Linked DNA regions of Homo sapiens: region 2 is linked to region 1. A link is an interaction called in ENCODE POLR2A ChIA-PET data of the cell type or tissue named here. Cell type or tissue: B cell. All regions are shown on one strand.

The links. Peaks named below come from ENCODE experiments on the same cell type or tissue, not always from the same donor. Only the 100,000 strongest peaks of a DNase experiment are listed, where the experiment ranks them.
Region 2: POLR2A ChIA-PET joins it to region 1 with 5 read pairs; 1 of 35 experiments calls an interaction of 5 or more read pairs at or near these places.

The regions. Positions count from the first base shown.
Region 1 is chr19:41,941,044-41,949,043 of GRCh38, forward strand. No RefSeq gene overlaps it. Among named protein-coding and RNA genes, the nearest start is that of RABAC1, 14 kb to the right of the region's middle. RefSeq lists enhancers at 3,766-3,875, 4,326-4,375. In B cell, no CTCF peak of the experiment used is centred here; DNase peaks (open chromatin) are centred at 678, 3,548 and 4,438; H3K4me3 peaks cover 1,705 bases; H3K27ac peaks cover 5,902 bases.
Region 2 is chr19:41,330,590-41,338,589 of GRCh38, forward strand. It overlaps TGFB1 (transforming growth factor beta 1), which reads right to left. Exons shown (of 7, transcript NM_000660.7): 6 at 1,539-1,692; 7 at 1-621. The coding sequence ends at 463. Among named protein-coding and RNA genes, the nearest start is that of TGFB1, 19 kb to the right of the region's middle. RefSeq lists an enhancer at 4,313-4,412. In B cell, no CTCF peak of the experiment used is centred here; a DNase peak (open chromatin) is centred at 4,402; H3K27ac peaks cover 4,454 bases.

The DNA.
Region 1 (8,000 bases):
CCCCGGGGGCTCAGCCGGCTCCGCGCAGCAGCGCCCCCACCCCCACCACGCCTGGCCCCGATCAGTCCCCACCAGGACCACCTATTTCCCCAAGTCGGTCACCCACAAATGGACTGCCTCCCCGAACACCCCCAGGAGAGGCCCCGCCTTGGGGGGTAGCACTGGGGTTGGCTCCCCCAGCCCCTGGGACTAGATCCCTAGGACCTCAGGACCCTAGACTGAGATTCCCCCAAAGGAGGCATCTAGATACCCACAAACCAGGCCTTCGAACCCCTACCCTCCCTCTGAAGCCCTCACATGGACTGAAGACCCCTGGGATCAGACCTAGACATGGGCCTGGATCACCCCAGGCGGAGCGAATGGCTACCCCGACTCACAAACAGAAGGTGATAACCCAGCCTAGCTCCAGACAGCCCAAAATGAGGATTCTGGGGCCCAGCTCCATTCACCCCCAAACAAGTCCTCCAGCCCAAGACACTCAGAGAATAAGGGAAATGGACCTTAGCTCAGTCACCCCAAAATAAGCATCAGTAACCACAAGCCCCCCCCAAACTAGGCATGTATTCCCCATACTGTCACCCCCAAATTAGACGTTGGGGCCCCAAATTTGGCACACCTAAACTAGACTTTCCTCATTAAACCTCATCAGGACCCCAAGATACACCACCCACGATCTACAAAAGTAGGCCCCAGCTGCTATCACCCACTCAGCATGTGACCCCATTCTCAACACATACAAACTAGAAAATGGGACTGAAATTCAAACACCCTTAAACTGGGCAACCCCAAATGTGACAACTGGATCCTCAGACTCAAGTCAAAATGAGGATCTGGGCCTCACCCACCCTAAGGCTCCCCCAAACTAGACATCTGGCTCTCCAGACTCAGTTTCCACTAAACCAAGGAACCTCCGAAATGCCCCAGCAAGTCACCTTAACACTAGTCATGTAGGTCTCTACGTAGCATCACCCCTAAACCTTGCATCCAGACCCAATCATTGGTCACCCTAACCTATGCATGTGGACAACCAACTTTTTTTTTTTTTTTTTTGAGACGGAGTCTCCCTGTCGCCCAGGCTGGAGTGCAGTGGTGCGATCTCAGCTCACTGCAAGCTCCACCTCCTGGGTTCACGCCATTGTCCTGCCTCAGCCTCCTGAGCAGCTGGGACTACAGGTGCCCACCACCACGCCTGGCTATTTATTTATTTATATATTTATTTTTGAGACAGAGTCTTGCTCTGTCACCCAGGCTGGAGTGCAGTGGTGTGATCTCGGCTCACTGCAAGCTCCGCCTCCCGGGTTCATGCCATTCTCCTGCCTCAGCCTCCCGAATAGCTGGGACTACAGGCGCCCACCACCACACCTGGCTAATTTTTTTGTATTTTTAGTAGAGACGGGGTTTCACCGTGTTAGCCAGGATGGTCTCCATCTCCTGACCTCGTGATCCACCCGCCTCGGCCTCCCAAAGTGCTGGGATTACAGGCATGAGCCACCGCACCTGGCCTTTTTTTTTTTTTTTTTTTTTTTTTAAAGACAGGGTCTTGCTCTCTTGCCCAGGCTGGAGCTGGAGTGGCATGATCTCGGCTTACTATAGCCTCGACCTCCCAGGCTCAAGTGATCCTCCTGCCTCAGCCTCCCAAGTAACTGGGACAACAGGTATGAGCCACCACTCCTGGTCGACCAGCAGCTTTAGAAGCCCCCCAACTTGGCACCTGGAATTCCAGCATCACCTGCCCTTACAATACACATCTGAGCTTTCACCCCCACTCATAAGAGTTAGAGACCCCTCTAAGTTACCCCACGAACTCAGCATCTAGCCTCCCAACCTCAGACACCCCCAAAGTTAGGAGGACTCTGTGGCACTGAAGCTCAGATCTCCAAACTACCCCTTTTGTCCCCAAACTTCAGTCACCCTACACTAAGCACCCCATAGGCTGTTACCCCCAGAAGTAGGCAAGTCAAGAACCCCCAAATCAGGTATGTGCAGCTGACCCTCAAGGTCAGTCTTCCTAATCCAAACACCAAGAAGCTCATAATCAGAGAGACCTGAACTTGGGATTTAGAGTACCTGCCTCAAACACCCTCATAGCAGGTTGGATGGTGGCCCCCCAAAAAGGTATGTCCACATCCTAACCCCAGAACCTGCTAATGTGACCTTACAGGAAGAGTCTATTCAGATGCAATTAAATGAAGGATCTTGAGATGGGATTATCCTGAGTTGCTGGGGTGGGCCCTCAATCCATGTTAAGGGACCTGGTAACAGACAAGAAGAGGCCGGACGCGGTGGTTTACACCTGTAATCCCAGCACTTTGGGAGGCCGAGGCAGGAGGATCCCTTGAGCCCAGGAGTTGGAGGCCAGCCTGAGTAGCATACCGAGACCTCACCTCTACAAAAATAAAATTAGCTAGGCATGGTGGTGCACGGCTTAGTCCCAGCTACTCGGGAGGCTGAAGCGGGAGGATCGCTTGAGTTTGGGAGATCAAGGCTGCAGTGAGCTGTGATGATACCACTGCACTCCAGTCTGGGTGACAGTGAGACCTCTTCACAAAAAAAAAAAAAGGTGGGGGGGCCGGGCACAGTGGCTCACACCTGTAATCCCAGCACTTTGGGAGGCCGAGGCATGCGGATCACAAGGTCAGGAGATCGAGACCATCCTGGTTAACAGGGTGAAACCCTGTCTCTACTAAAAATACAAGAAAAAAAAAATTAGCCGGGCGTGGTGGCAGGCGCCTGTAGTCCCAGCTACTTGGAAGGTTGAGGCAGGAGAATGGTGTGAACCCGGGAGGCGGAGCTTGCTGTGAGCTGAGATCGCGCCACTGCACTCCAGCCTGGGCGACAGAGCAAGCAAGACTGTCTAAAAAAAAAAAATCCGATTGAAGCCACTCCTAATTCAGGCATTGAGCCTCCCAGAGGATCTGAGTCTCTGTGTCAGTCACCCCTAACTAGGTATCTGGGTGATTAGCCTCAGACATTCCCACACTAAGGAACAACACCCCGGGCCGGGCACGGTGGCTCACGCCTGTAATCCCGGCACTTTGGGAGGCCAGGTGGGCGGATCACCTGAGGTCAGGAGTTCAAGACCAGCCTGGCCAACATGGTGAAACCCTGTCTCTACTAAAAATACAAAAATTAGTTGGGCATTATGGTGGGCGCCTGTAATCCCAGCTACTCAGGAGGCTGAGGCATGAGAATGGTTTGAACCAGGAGGCGGAGGTTGCAGTGAGCCGAGATCACACCACTGCACTCCACCCTGGGTGACAGAGCAAGACTCTGTCTCAAAAAAAAAAAAAAAAAAGGAACAACACCCCAAACTCCATCACCCCAAACTAGGTACAAATAACCACAAACCCTGGCAACTAGGTCTTGAGACTCAGTGAGCCCCAAATTGTATATAAATGTTAGGAACTCATAACTAGTAGCCCTCAAACCAGACATCTGGTTGCCTTCTCTTAATCTCCCAAAGATGGGCTTCTCATACACGAGAGTGACACCCCCAGGAGGCATCTGATGACACAACCCCAGCTTGGCACTGGATCTGCTGAGGGACATCTGGGCCCCAGCTGTCACCCCAGATTGATGTTCGGGCTCTCAGATGGTCATCCCAACCTCAACATCTGGGCAGCTGGGATTACACACTCCTAAACTAGACATCTGAATGTTTTGCCACAACTACCCACAATCTAAGGCATTTTGGATTTGAGCCCCAAACTTGGGCTCTGAACCACGCCCCCAGCCTCAGAACTCCCTAACTGAACATCATGGTAAGTCACTTCTATTTTGGATTTAGGGTCCCAGCCTTAATTTGTTCCCAGATTAGAATATAGGCCCACAGGCTGGGCGCAGTGGCTCACGCCTGTAATCCTAGCACTTTGGGAGGCCAAGGCAGGTGGAATGCCCAAGCTCAAGAGTTTGAGACCAGCCTGGGCAACACAGTGAAACCCTGTCTCTACTAAAATACAAAAAAATTAGCTGGGCATAGCAGCGTGCGCCTGTAGTCCCAGCTACTTGGGAGGCTGAGGCAGGAGAATTGTTTGAACCCAAGTCCCAGCTACTTGGGAGGCAGAGGTTGCAGTGAGCCAAGATCACGCCACTGCACTCCAGCCTGGGTGACAGAGCGAGACTCCATTTCCACAAAAAAAAAAGAATACAGGCCCACAGTTTCACTCACCCCTAAATTAACCTTCAGGGCCTCAAGGTCAGCAAAACCACAGCAAGTCACTCTCAAAATAGGCATCTGAGCTCCACAGCCACCCACCCACACACTTTGCATATAGCCTCCCAGTCTCAGATGTCCCCAAAACTAGGGCCTGGGGCACCCAGGCTCAGTGACCCCCAGACTAAGCAAGTGAGCTCCAAACTTCAGTCAGCCCTAAGGTAATCAGTAGGACCCCCAAATCAACATGTGGGCTGCCAACCTCGGTCACCGCTAAACCTCAAAACCAGTCACCCTAGACTTGACACCTGAGTCTCCGAACTGACTCACCCCAAACATGACAGGTGAAATGCCACAGGAAGTCACTTCTAATCTAGACAGTAGGCCCCCACTGTCGTCACTAATGTGGGTGTCAGTAGCCCCCATCCCCGGCCTCAGTGACGAAGCCACACAACTGCAGACATCTAGAGCTGGGTGTTGGGTGTCCCAAAACAGGAACAAGGGCTCACACGTGCCCAGAACTGGGCAGGAGGAACTCCAGGCACCCCAAATTCAGGATCTTGAGCCCCAGCATCCATCTTCTCAAAGTGAGAATCTGAGTCCTCAGTGTTAGTCACCCATAAACAATGCATCTTGACTACCACAACCAACCATTTGCCCCCAAACTAGGGTTTTTTTTTTTTGAGATAGGGTCTTGCTCTGTCACCCAGGCTGGAGTGCAATCATGGTGCAATCATGGCTCGCTGCAGCCTCAAACTCCTGGGCTCAAGAGGTCCTCCCTCAGCCTCCTGAATAGCTGGGACTGCAGGCAGTTGCCACTGTGCCCAGCTAATTTTTTTGTTTTTTGTTGTAGAGATGGGGTCTCACTATGTTGCCCAGGCTACTCTTGAACTCCTGCCCTCAAGGGATCCTCCCACCTTGGCGGGACTAGCTGGGACTACAGCCCAGCTAGTTTATTTTTATTTATTTTATTTTATTTTTTTTGGAGATGGAGTCTCGCTCTGTTGCCCAGAGCAAGTGGCGCAATGTTGGTTCACTGCAACCTCCACCTCCCAGGTTCAAGCGAATCTCCTGCCTCAGCCTCCCAAGTAGCTGGGATTATAGGCGCACACCACACCCCAGCTAATTTTTGTATCTTTAGTAGAGATGGGGTTTCACCATGTTGGCCAGGCTGGTCTTAAACTCTTGACCTCAGGCGATCTACCTGCCTCAGCCTCCCAAAGTGCTGGGATTACAAGCGTGAGCCACTGCACCCGGTCCAGACTAGGCTTTAGACCCACAGGATCCTCTTGTGTCCAGTAAAGGGCAGCTGGGTCTCCAGGGCCAGAAATCCCAAGGTTACCTGTGCCCCAGCCACAGCGACCCCTAGGCCAGGCATTAGAGCCTCAGTCTCCATCTTCCCCCAGGGGTCTCTATCACTGCCACCCACAGGTGTGGAGGTGCTTTGAAAACACTGGCCCTCCATGTCATAGACATGAAGCACTCCTCAAGTGGGTCCTGAGTCCTGGGGCCCTGACCTCTTGACACCTCCATTCCAAATACCCAGACTCCTAGCTTCAGTGACCTTCACACAAAGCTCCACACCGCTGGCCACACTCACTCAGAGACCCCACACCTGAGTACAGGAAACCCTTGACTCAGTTGTCCCAGGAACATTCAGGCATCAGCACTCTCAGGCTCAGCCATGTTTAGAAGGGACCAGCACCCTAGACTCTGCGCCCCAGACTAGAGGACTGAAATGACAGCTCCTGCCGCCCCAAGTCAAAACAGGCACCCCTCAGCCTCATCCCTCCAGCTGCACAACTATGCCCCAAGTCTCTGTCCCCCAAACTAGGAAGTCTCTGCCACCCAGAACTGGGAAACTGTATCTCCATCTCTGTTACCCCAAGGCCGGGCCTTGACTTCTGGTCTCATCACCCCAAACTAGACCACTGATCCCAGTCTCTGCCTCCCCCAAATGGACAACTGAACCCCAATCACTGTCAGCTCAAACTGGACAAAAGGACCCCAGTCACTGTCACCCCAAACTAGAAAGCAAGACCAGTAGTCTCTGTCACCCCAAACATGACATGGATGAGTAATGTCTGGCACATCAAGATAGACAACAAGACCTAAACTGTCACCAGAAATTGGCAAGTGGATGAGCCCAGGAGTTCGAGATCAGCCTAGGCAACATAGTGGGACCCTGTCTCTATCAAAACAACACAAAACAAAATAAATTAGCTGGGCATGGTGGCACGTCCCAGGAGGCCTAGGTGGGACTTGAGCCCGGGGAGGTCAAGGCCACAGTGAGCCATGATTGCGCTACCTCACTCCTGCTTGGGCAACAGAGTAAGACCCTGTCTCAAAAATAAAATGAAATAAAATAGGCCGGGTGTGGTGGCTTAAGCCTGTAATCTCAGCACTTTGGGAGGCCGAGGGGGGCAGGTCACTTGAGGTCAGAAGTTTTAGACCAGCCAGATCAACATGGTGAAACCTCATCTCTGCTAAAAGTACAAAATTAGCCGGGCGTTGTGGCAGGTGCCTGTAATTCCAGCTACTTGAGAAGCTGAGGCAGGAGAATCGCTTGAACCCAGGAGGTGGAGGTTGCAGTGACCCAGGATCGCACCACTGCACTCCAGCCTGGGCGATAGAATGAGACTCTGTCTAAAAAAATAAAATAAGGCCAGGCACGGTGGCTCACACCTGTAATCCCAGCACTTTGGGAGGCCAAGGCAGGCGGATCATGAGGTCAGAAGATTGACTCCATCCTGGCCAACATGGTGAAACCCCATCTCTACTAAAAATACAAAAAATTAGCCAGGCATGGTGGCGCATGCCTGTAGTCCCAGCTACTCAGGAAGCTGAGGCAGGAGAATTGCTTGAACCCAGGAGGCAGAGGTTGCAGTGAGCCGAGATCGTGCCACTGCACTCCAGCCTGGTGACAGAACGAGACTCCATCTCAAAAAAATAAATAAATAAAAATTAAATTAAATTAAATTAGCAAGCTAGTCTGTCACCTCACAAATGTACTGGGACAATGATCTCTGTATAACAACCTACACAACCAGACCCCATTTCTGTTACCCAAAATACATGCAGGGGCCCCAGTCCGTTTCCCAAAAGCAGACAACCAGATACCCAGTCTCTGTCACCCATATATACTCTGGGACCCATCTCTGTCCTGTAAAACTAGACAACCTAGCCCTAGTTTCTTTGCCCCAAATACTGCTTGGCACCCCCAGTTTCTGTCACTCAACACTAGACAACCAGACCCCAGTCTCTGTCACCCCAAATATACCCAGGGATCCTAACCTCTGTCCCACAAAACTAGGCAACTGGACCTCCAGAGTCTATGAGGTCACATGTTCCCTGGTCTCTGTTTTCTCCCCACAAAACTATAAAACCAAATGCTCCATCTCTGTTACCCTGAATACATCACCCTGGGACCCAGTCTCTGTCTCACAGCCCTAGACAACCAACCCCCAGACACTGCCACCCCAAACGGGACAATTGTACTTCTAGGCTTCTAGGGTCTGTCACACCACGTTGAGCAACACGTTGCATAAAATGTGACCTCAGACTAGAGACCTGGGCCCACAGTCCCATTCATCTTCATCTGCTCGACCAGACTCCATCCAGTGTGTCTCCTAAACTAGACGGCCAGACCCCTGGTCCCACTCATGCCAAATGAGACAAGCTAACTTCCATTCTATGTCACCCTAAACTAGACCCTGGAACCCCTATCATTTCATCTCACCCTGGACAACTGATCCCTAATATCTGTCATTACAAACTAGGCAGCTAACCTCCTAGCCCCTGTCACCCCAAATTCAACTTCCCAGTCTCTGTGCCCCAGGCTAGGTCC
Region 2 (8,000 bases), 610 kb before region 1:
GTGGGCAGGAACTCCTCCCTTAACCTCTCTGGGCTTGTTTCCTCACCTTTAAAATGGGTGTTATCAGAGTCCCTGCATCTCAGAGTGTTGCTATGGTGACTGAATGAGTTCATTAATGTAAGGCACTTCAACAGTGCCCAAGGTGCTCAATAAATAGATCTAACTACAGTAGTGTTCCCCACTGGTCCCCTGTGCCTTGATGCCGGGCAAAGGAATAGTGCAGACAGGCAGGAGGAGGCAGAGAGGGAGAGAGAGGGAGTGGGAGTGGGGGAACGTCAGGGATGGAGACCCCAGGCAGGCGCCCAATGACACAGAGATCCGCAGTCCTCTCTCCATCTTTAATGGGGCCCCAGGTGGGCTTGGGGCACGGGTGTCCTTAAATACAGCCCCCATGGGCAAGGCAGCGGGGGCGGGGCGGGGTGGGGCCGGGCCTGCCGGGGCGGGGCGGGGCGGGGCGGGACCTCAGCTGCACTTGCAGGAGCGCACGATCATGTTGGACAGCTGCTCCACCTTGGGCTTGCGGCCCACGTAGTACACGATGGGCAGCGGCTCCAGCGCCTGCGGCACGCAGCACGGCGCCGCCGAGGCGCCCGGGTTATGCTGGTTGTACAGGGCCAGGACCTGCGGGCGGCGGGCGGGGTCAGGGCTCAGGGCTCGTGGAGGGAGGAAAACGGCCCTCCACTGCCCCATCCCCCACCCGCTACCGCGCCAGCCTCTCTCACTTCGTCTCTCCCCGCATCCCCTCTTCCCATCTCCAATTCGGTCTCTCTTATCTTCTAACATCCTATCTTATTCTGTCTCTCCCCACCTGTCTGATTTTCTTTTTGTTTTGAGACTGGGTCTCGCTCTGCCACCCAGGCTGGAGTATAGTGGCACGATCATGGCTCGCTGCAGCCTCAACCTCCTGAGCGCAAGCCATCCTCCCGCCTCAGCCTCCGGAGTAGCTCCAACCACAGGCAAGCGCCACCACTCCTAGCTTTTTTTTTTTTTTTTTTTTTTTTTTTGGTAGAGATGGGATCTCAGTCTGCTGCCTGGGCTACTCTCGAACTCCTGGGCTCAAGCGATCCTCCTGCTTCAGCGTCCCAAAGTGTTGGTATTACCATCGTGAGCCGCCGCGCCCGCCTGATTTTCTTTCTCAGTCTCTGTCCCTCCTCATCTTCGCCTCTTGCCTTGTTGTGTATCTGTCTTTGTCTCTCCTTGGCCTAACTCTGTGTCTGTATCTGTCTCTCTCATTTTGTCTCTCCATTTCTGCGTTTTTCCTTCCATCTCCCTGTCTCTCTTCTCCCCTTCACCCCCATCCCTCTGTTACTTCACTCTGTGGGTCTTCATAGCTCATCTCCCTCTGGCCCCTGCTCAGAGCCCCTCTCTAGCTTCCTGCCTCTCTCCCCATCTCTTTATTCATTCCCCTCCCCACCCCATCCCTCTCTTTCTCCCCATCCTGCCAACTCACCTCTCTGACTTTACTTCTCTTTCTCTCTCCTCTTCCTCCGTCCTGGCTCCCCCCAAGCGCATCTCGTAGCCCGGTGGGCCAGACGTACCTTGCTGTACTGCGTGTCCAGGCTCCAAATGTAGGGGCAGGGCCCGAGGCAGAAGTTGGCATGGTAGCCCTTGGGCTCGTGGATCCACTTCCAGCCGAGGTCCTTGCGGAAGTCAATGTACAGCTGCCGCACGCAGCAGTTCTTCTCCGTGGAGCTGCAGGCAGGAGAGACGCGTCAGGGGCAGGGAGGGGCTACCACCATAGAAGCCACATGCCCCTCCTCCCCAGGTGCGTGTGTCACCCTAGGTTGCCCCCCCAGCCCTATCTCCATCTGGGTCTCCCTTGCACCCACTGTGTTAATAACAACACAAATAGTCATGATAATCACTAACACAGATTAAGCACTTCCTCCAGTGCTAAGAGCAATGTAATAATTAATTTCACGCAATGCTTAAGACAAGCCTGTAAGAAGCCAGATGACCATCCACGGGGGGGCTAAATAAATCATGGCATGCCACACCCTGGAACATACAAAATAACACAGCTCCATGTAAACTGATCTGCTCTATTTGTGCAACAAATGTTTATTGAACTACTACTGTGTGCTGGGCTGGGATCTACTGTGGACTGAGGACAAATGAAACAGATAGAAATAGGCTAGGCATGGTGGCTCACACCTTTAATCCCAGCACTTTGGGAGGATGAAGTGGGAGGATCGCTGGAGTCGAGGAGTTCGAGGTTGCAGTGAACTATGATAACACCACTGCATGCCAGCCTGGACAACAAAGTGCAAGACCCTGTCTCTACAAAATTTTTTTTCAATTTTTTTAAAAAAGAGACAGAAATCTCTGCCCTCCATGGGCATGCTATAAATTGTCTTGTCACTCCTCTGCTCTGAACCTGGCTCCATCTCACGGCAAATGCCCAAGTCCTCACCGTGAGCCACAAGGTGCTATCAAATCTGGCTGATCTCAACTCCCTCTCTCACGCCTACTCCACTCCAGCCACACTGGCGTCCTGTCTGTTCCTCAGACAGTCTTATTTCGGGGCTCCTGCATCTGCTGTTCCCTCTGCCTGCCTTGCTAGTCCCACAGATACCCACTCCAGCTTGTTCCTTCACTTCATTTCTTCTTTTTTTTTCTATTTTTTTTTTTTTTTTTTTTTGAGACAGAGTCTCACTCTGTCTGCCAGGCTGGAGTGCAGTGGCATGATCTCGGCTCACTGCAACCTCCGCCTCCCAGGTTCAAGCGATTCTCCTGCCTCAGCCTTCCGAGTAGCTGGGATTACAGGCGTGTGCCACCATGCCCGGCTAATTTTTTTGTCTTTTTAGTAGAGACAGGGTTTCACCATGTTGGCCAGGCTGGTCTCGAACTCCTGACCTTGTGATCCGCCCACCTCAGCCTCCCAAAGTGCTGGTATTACAGACCTGAGCCACTGCATCTGGCCTATTTATTCTTTTTAATTTGTTATTCTTTTTAGAGACACGGTCTCACTATGTTGCTGAGGCTGGTGTCGAACTTGGGCTCAAACGATCCGCACGCCTCGGCCTCCCAAAGCATTGGGATTACTGGCATGAGCCACCACACCTGGCCCCTTCACTTCATTTAAACCTTAGCTCAAATGTCCTTCACTCAGGGACCCTTAACTCCTAAAGCAGTGTCTGGAATGCAGTAGGTACTAGTAAATATCAGTTACATGACTGAACATCACCTCCTCAGAGATACCTTTCTGAGCCATCCTTTCCAAAATATCCAAGTGACTGTTAGTTCCATTTAGTGCAATACGGTATTGCAGTTATGCAAGAAAATATAAAAATGTCTGCATTTGAAATGGGGCAAAATCTTAATTACCGATGACGCTGGATGAGAGTTTACGGGCATTCATTATCTTCATTGCTTTTGTATACATTTGAAATTTTCCATAATAAAGGAATTTAAATCAGAATAGGAAAAATAACAGTTCCCAATATCTATTACTCTCTGCCTGCCTTCTTCTGGTTTATTTTACTTCTTAGAACTGTCAAAGAGGCCGGGTGCAGTGGCTCACGCCTGTAATCCCAGCACTTTGGGAGGCCAAGGCGGGTGGATCACCTGAGATCAGGAGATTGAGACCAGCCTGACCAACATGGCGAAACCCCGTCTCTACTAAAAATACAAAAATTAGCTGGGTGTGGCGGTGCTTGTCTGTAATCCCAGCTACTCAGGAGGCTGAGGCACAAGAATCTGCTTGAACCCAAGAAGCAGAGGTTGCAGTGAGCCAAGATCGTGCCACTGCACTCCACCCAGGGCAACAGGGTGAGACTCTGTCTTGAAAAGAAAAGAAAAAAGAAAGAAAAGAAAAGAAAAAGTTGACAATGCCTTTTTTTTTTTTTTTTTTTTTTGAGACAGAGTCTTGCTCCGTCACCCAGGCTGGAGTGCAGTGGTGCAATCTTGGCTCACTGCAACCTCTGCTCATAGATTGGTGGGGCCAGCCAGGCACGGTGGCTCACGCCTGTCATCCCGGCACTTTGGGAGGCTAGGGCAGGCAGACTTGAGGACCCTGTCTTTACTAAAAATTCAAAAATTAGCTGGACCTGGTGGCGGGCACCTGTAATCCCAGCTACTGGGGAGTCTGAGGCAGGAGAATCGCTTGAACCCAACTTCAAGTGGCACCGGATAACCTAGAGGCAAGATAAAGCCTTTCCAAGAGCCACAGAAGCCTGAGAAGGAAGTCAAGAAACTGAGATCCCTGTGAACTCAGCCCGTACCACCCAATTTGGTTGGACCTCAGTTTCCTCATCTGTTCAGAGGTAGGAGCTACTAGATAAAATAAGGTGTTAAGCTGAGGGCCAAGGGGCCATCATGGGCAGGCTTAGGGAGGGCCATGAGTGCCTGAGATCATATGCACATGTGTGTATGTATGCATGTATTTCTGGGAAAAAGAGTCCTGGCTTTCACTTTCTCACAGGAAGTTCTGAACTCACAAAAGGGGAAGAACTAGTGTCCGGAATCTTTTTTTTTTTTTGAGATGGAGTTTCCCTCCTGTTGCCCAGGCTGGAGTGCGATGGTGTGATCTCAGCTCACTGCAACCTCCGTCTCCCGGGTTCAAGCAATTCTCCTGCCTCAGCCTCTCAAGTACCTGGGATTACAGGCATGTGCCACCATGCCTGGCTAATTTTTTGTATTTTTAGTAGAGGCTGGGTTTCACCATGTTGGTCAGGCTGGTCTCAAACTCCTGACCTCAGGTGACCCACCCACCTCGGCCTCCCAAAGTGCTGGGATTACAGGCATGAGCCACCGCACCCGGCTCAGAATCATCTTTAATATGCAGTTCAACCCTAGCTGGGGTTCTGAGATCCTAGGATTTGAACAATCTGTGATACTGTTATCCAAGTCAGCAGCTCTCCACGTGAGCTCCCAGGACCAGCGGCAGCATCACCTGGGAACTATGGGAAATGCAGATTCTCAGGTGGCACCCCAGGCCACTGAAATCAGAAATTGTGTGCAGGACTGGGAACAACAGTCCGTGTTGAACAAGCCGTCTAGGTGATCCTCTGACTCATTTTTTCAGCACACATTCGGGGCCTACCCTGCACCGGGCCTTGGGATACCCACAGCCCTTGCCCTTGCCAAGCCTCTTCCGTCCAGTCTCTCAAGACCTAGGCCAGGTGCAGTGACTCACGCCTGTAATCTCAGCACTTTGGGAAGCCAAGACCGGTGAATCGCTTGAGCCCAAGGAGTTTAAGACCAGCCTGGGGAGCATAGTGAGACCCTGTCGCTACAAAACTTTTTATAAATAAAAGACCCAACAGAGACTGTTTGTTGAGTCAAAGATCTACTTAGGGCCCCAGGGGAGCCCAGAGGCCTCACATCCATCTTGGATGTTGGAGAAAGGGGTTAGGAAGGAGGTAGTGTTCGAGCTGCCTTAAGAACAAATTTTCCTATGAAAGTTTTTTTTTTTTTTTTTTGAGATGGAGTCTTGCTCTGTTGCCCCAGGCTGGAGTGCAGTGGTGCAATCTTGGCTCACTGCAACCTCCATGTCCCAAGTTCAAGCAATTCTCCTGGCTCAGCCTCCCAAGTAGCTGGGATTACAGGCACACACCACCATACCCAGCTAATTTTTCTGTATTTTTAGTAGAGACAGGGTTTCACCATGTTGGACAGGCTGGTCTCGAACTCCTGACCTCATGTGATCCACCCGCCTCAGCCTTCCAAAGTGCTGGGATTACAGGTGTGAGCCACCGCGTCCAGCTGGAAAGTTTCAGATGTACACAAAAGCAGCTTCAACAATGACCAACTCATGGCCAATTTCCATTGCATCTCTACCCCTATCCACTATCTCTTTTTTTTTTTTTTTTGAGACAGGATCTCACTCTGTCACCCAGGCTGGAGTGCAGTGGTGCAATCACAGCTCACTGTGGCCTCCAGCTCCTGGGGCTCAAGCCAACCTCCCACCTCAGCCTCCTGAGTAGCTGGGACAAAAGGTACACACCACCAGGCCCAGCTACTTTTCATATTTTTTTTTTTGGGAGATGGGGTTTCACCATATTGCCCAGGCTGGTCTCCAACTCTTAGGCTCAAGCAATCCTCCTGCCTTGGCCTCCCAAAGTGGTGGGATTATAGCTGTGAGCCACTGCAGCCAGCCGACAATGGTTTATCTCAAAGCACATGCAATCCACCGTGTTGCTTCATCCATAAATATTTCAAATGTATCTCTAATTAAGACTACTTTAAAACACAGTCACAATACCATGTAAGAAAATTAACAATTCCTTGATATCTAGAGGAATATCTAGACAGAGTTCACATTTACCCAACTGTCTCATAAATATCTTTTTTTTTTAAGCCTGTGTAAATAAGGATTCAAGTAAGGTCTACACATTGCAATTGGTTGATATGTCTCTTAGGATTTTTTTTTTTTTTTAATTTTTGAGATGGAGTCTCACTCTGTCACCCAGGATGCAGTGAAGTGGTGCAATCTCGGGTCACTGCAACCTGTGCCTCCCAGGTTCAAGTGATTCTCCTGCCTCAGTCTCCCAAGTAGCTAAGACTACAGGCGCCTGCCACCATACCCTGCTAATTTTTGTATTTTTAATTATTTATTTATTTTTTTGAGACGGGAGTCTCACTCTTGTTGCCCAGGCTGGAGTGCAATGGCGCGACCTCGGCTCACTGCAACCTCCACTTCCTGGGTTCAAGCAGTTCTCCTGCCTCAGCCTCAAGAGTAGCTGGGATTACAGGGCCCGCCACCACGCCTGGCTCATTTTTGAATTTTTAGTAGAGAGGAGGTTTCACCACGTTGGCCAGACTGGTCTCGAACTCCTGACCTCAGGTGGTCCACCCACCTTGGCCTCCCAAAGTGCTGGGATTACAGGTGTGAGCCACGACAGCTGGCCTGATTTTTGTATTTTTAGTACAGACAGGGTTTCACCATGTTGGCCAGGCTGGTCTCCAACTCCTGACCTCAAGTGATCCACCTGCCTCAGCCTCCCAAAGTGCTGGGATTACGGGTGTGAGCTACCATACCTGGCCTCTCTTAGGACTTTTTTCAAAATCTACAAAATCATCTCTCTCTCTCTCTGTATATATATTCAGGGTCAACTATATATAGACTGACCCTTGGACATGGGTTTGAACTACATGGGTCCTCTTACAAAATTCACCACTTACAGGTGAATTTTTCTTCCACCTCTGCCCTGAGACAGCAAGACCAACACCTTTTCTTCCTCCTCCTCAGCCTACTCAACATGAAGACCTTTATGATAAGCCACTTCCACTCAATGAATGGAAAATATACTTCCTCTTCCTTATGATTTTCTTAAGGACATTTTCTTTTCTCTATCTTATTTTTAAAATGCAGGCATAGGCCGGGAGCAGTGGTTCAAGCCTGTAAGGCCAGCACTTTGGGAGGCCGAGGCTGATGGATCACCTGAGGTCAGGAGTTCAAGACCAGCCTGGCCAACATGGTGAAACCCCGTCTCTACTAAAAATACAAAAATTACCCGGGTGCGATGGCGGATGCCTGAAATCACAGCTATTTGGGAGACTGAGGCAGGAGAATTGCTTGAACCTGGGAGGCGGAGGTTGCAGTGAGCTGAGATCACTTCACTGCACTCCAGCCTGGGTGACACAGCTAGACTCTGTCTCAAAAAAAAAAACAAAGAATACGGCCGGGTGCGTGGCTCACCCCTGCAATCCCAGCACTTTGGGAGGCTGAGGCGGGTAGATCACTTGAGGTCAGGAGTTCAAGACCAGCCTGGCCAACATGGTGAAACCCCACCTCTACTAAAAATACAAAAGTTAGCCGGGCATGGTGGCAGGTGCCTATAATCCCAACTACTCAGGAGGCTGAAGCAGGAGAATTGCTTGAACCCCCGGGAGGTGGAGGTTGCCGTGAGCTGAGATTGTGCCATTACACTCCAGCCTGAGTGACAACAGCGAAACTCCGTCTCAAAAAAAAAAAAAGGGGATATAGGACATAATACATAAAACATGCAAAATATGTATTATTCGGCCGGGAGCAGTGGCTCATGCCTGTAATCCTA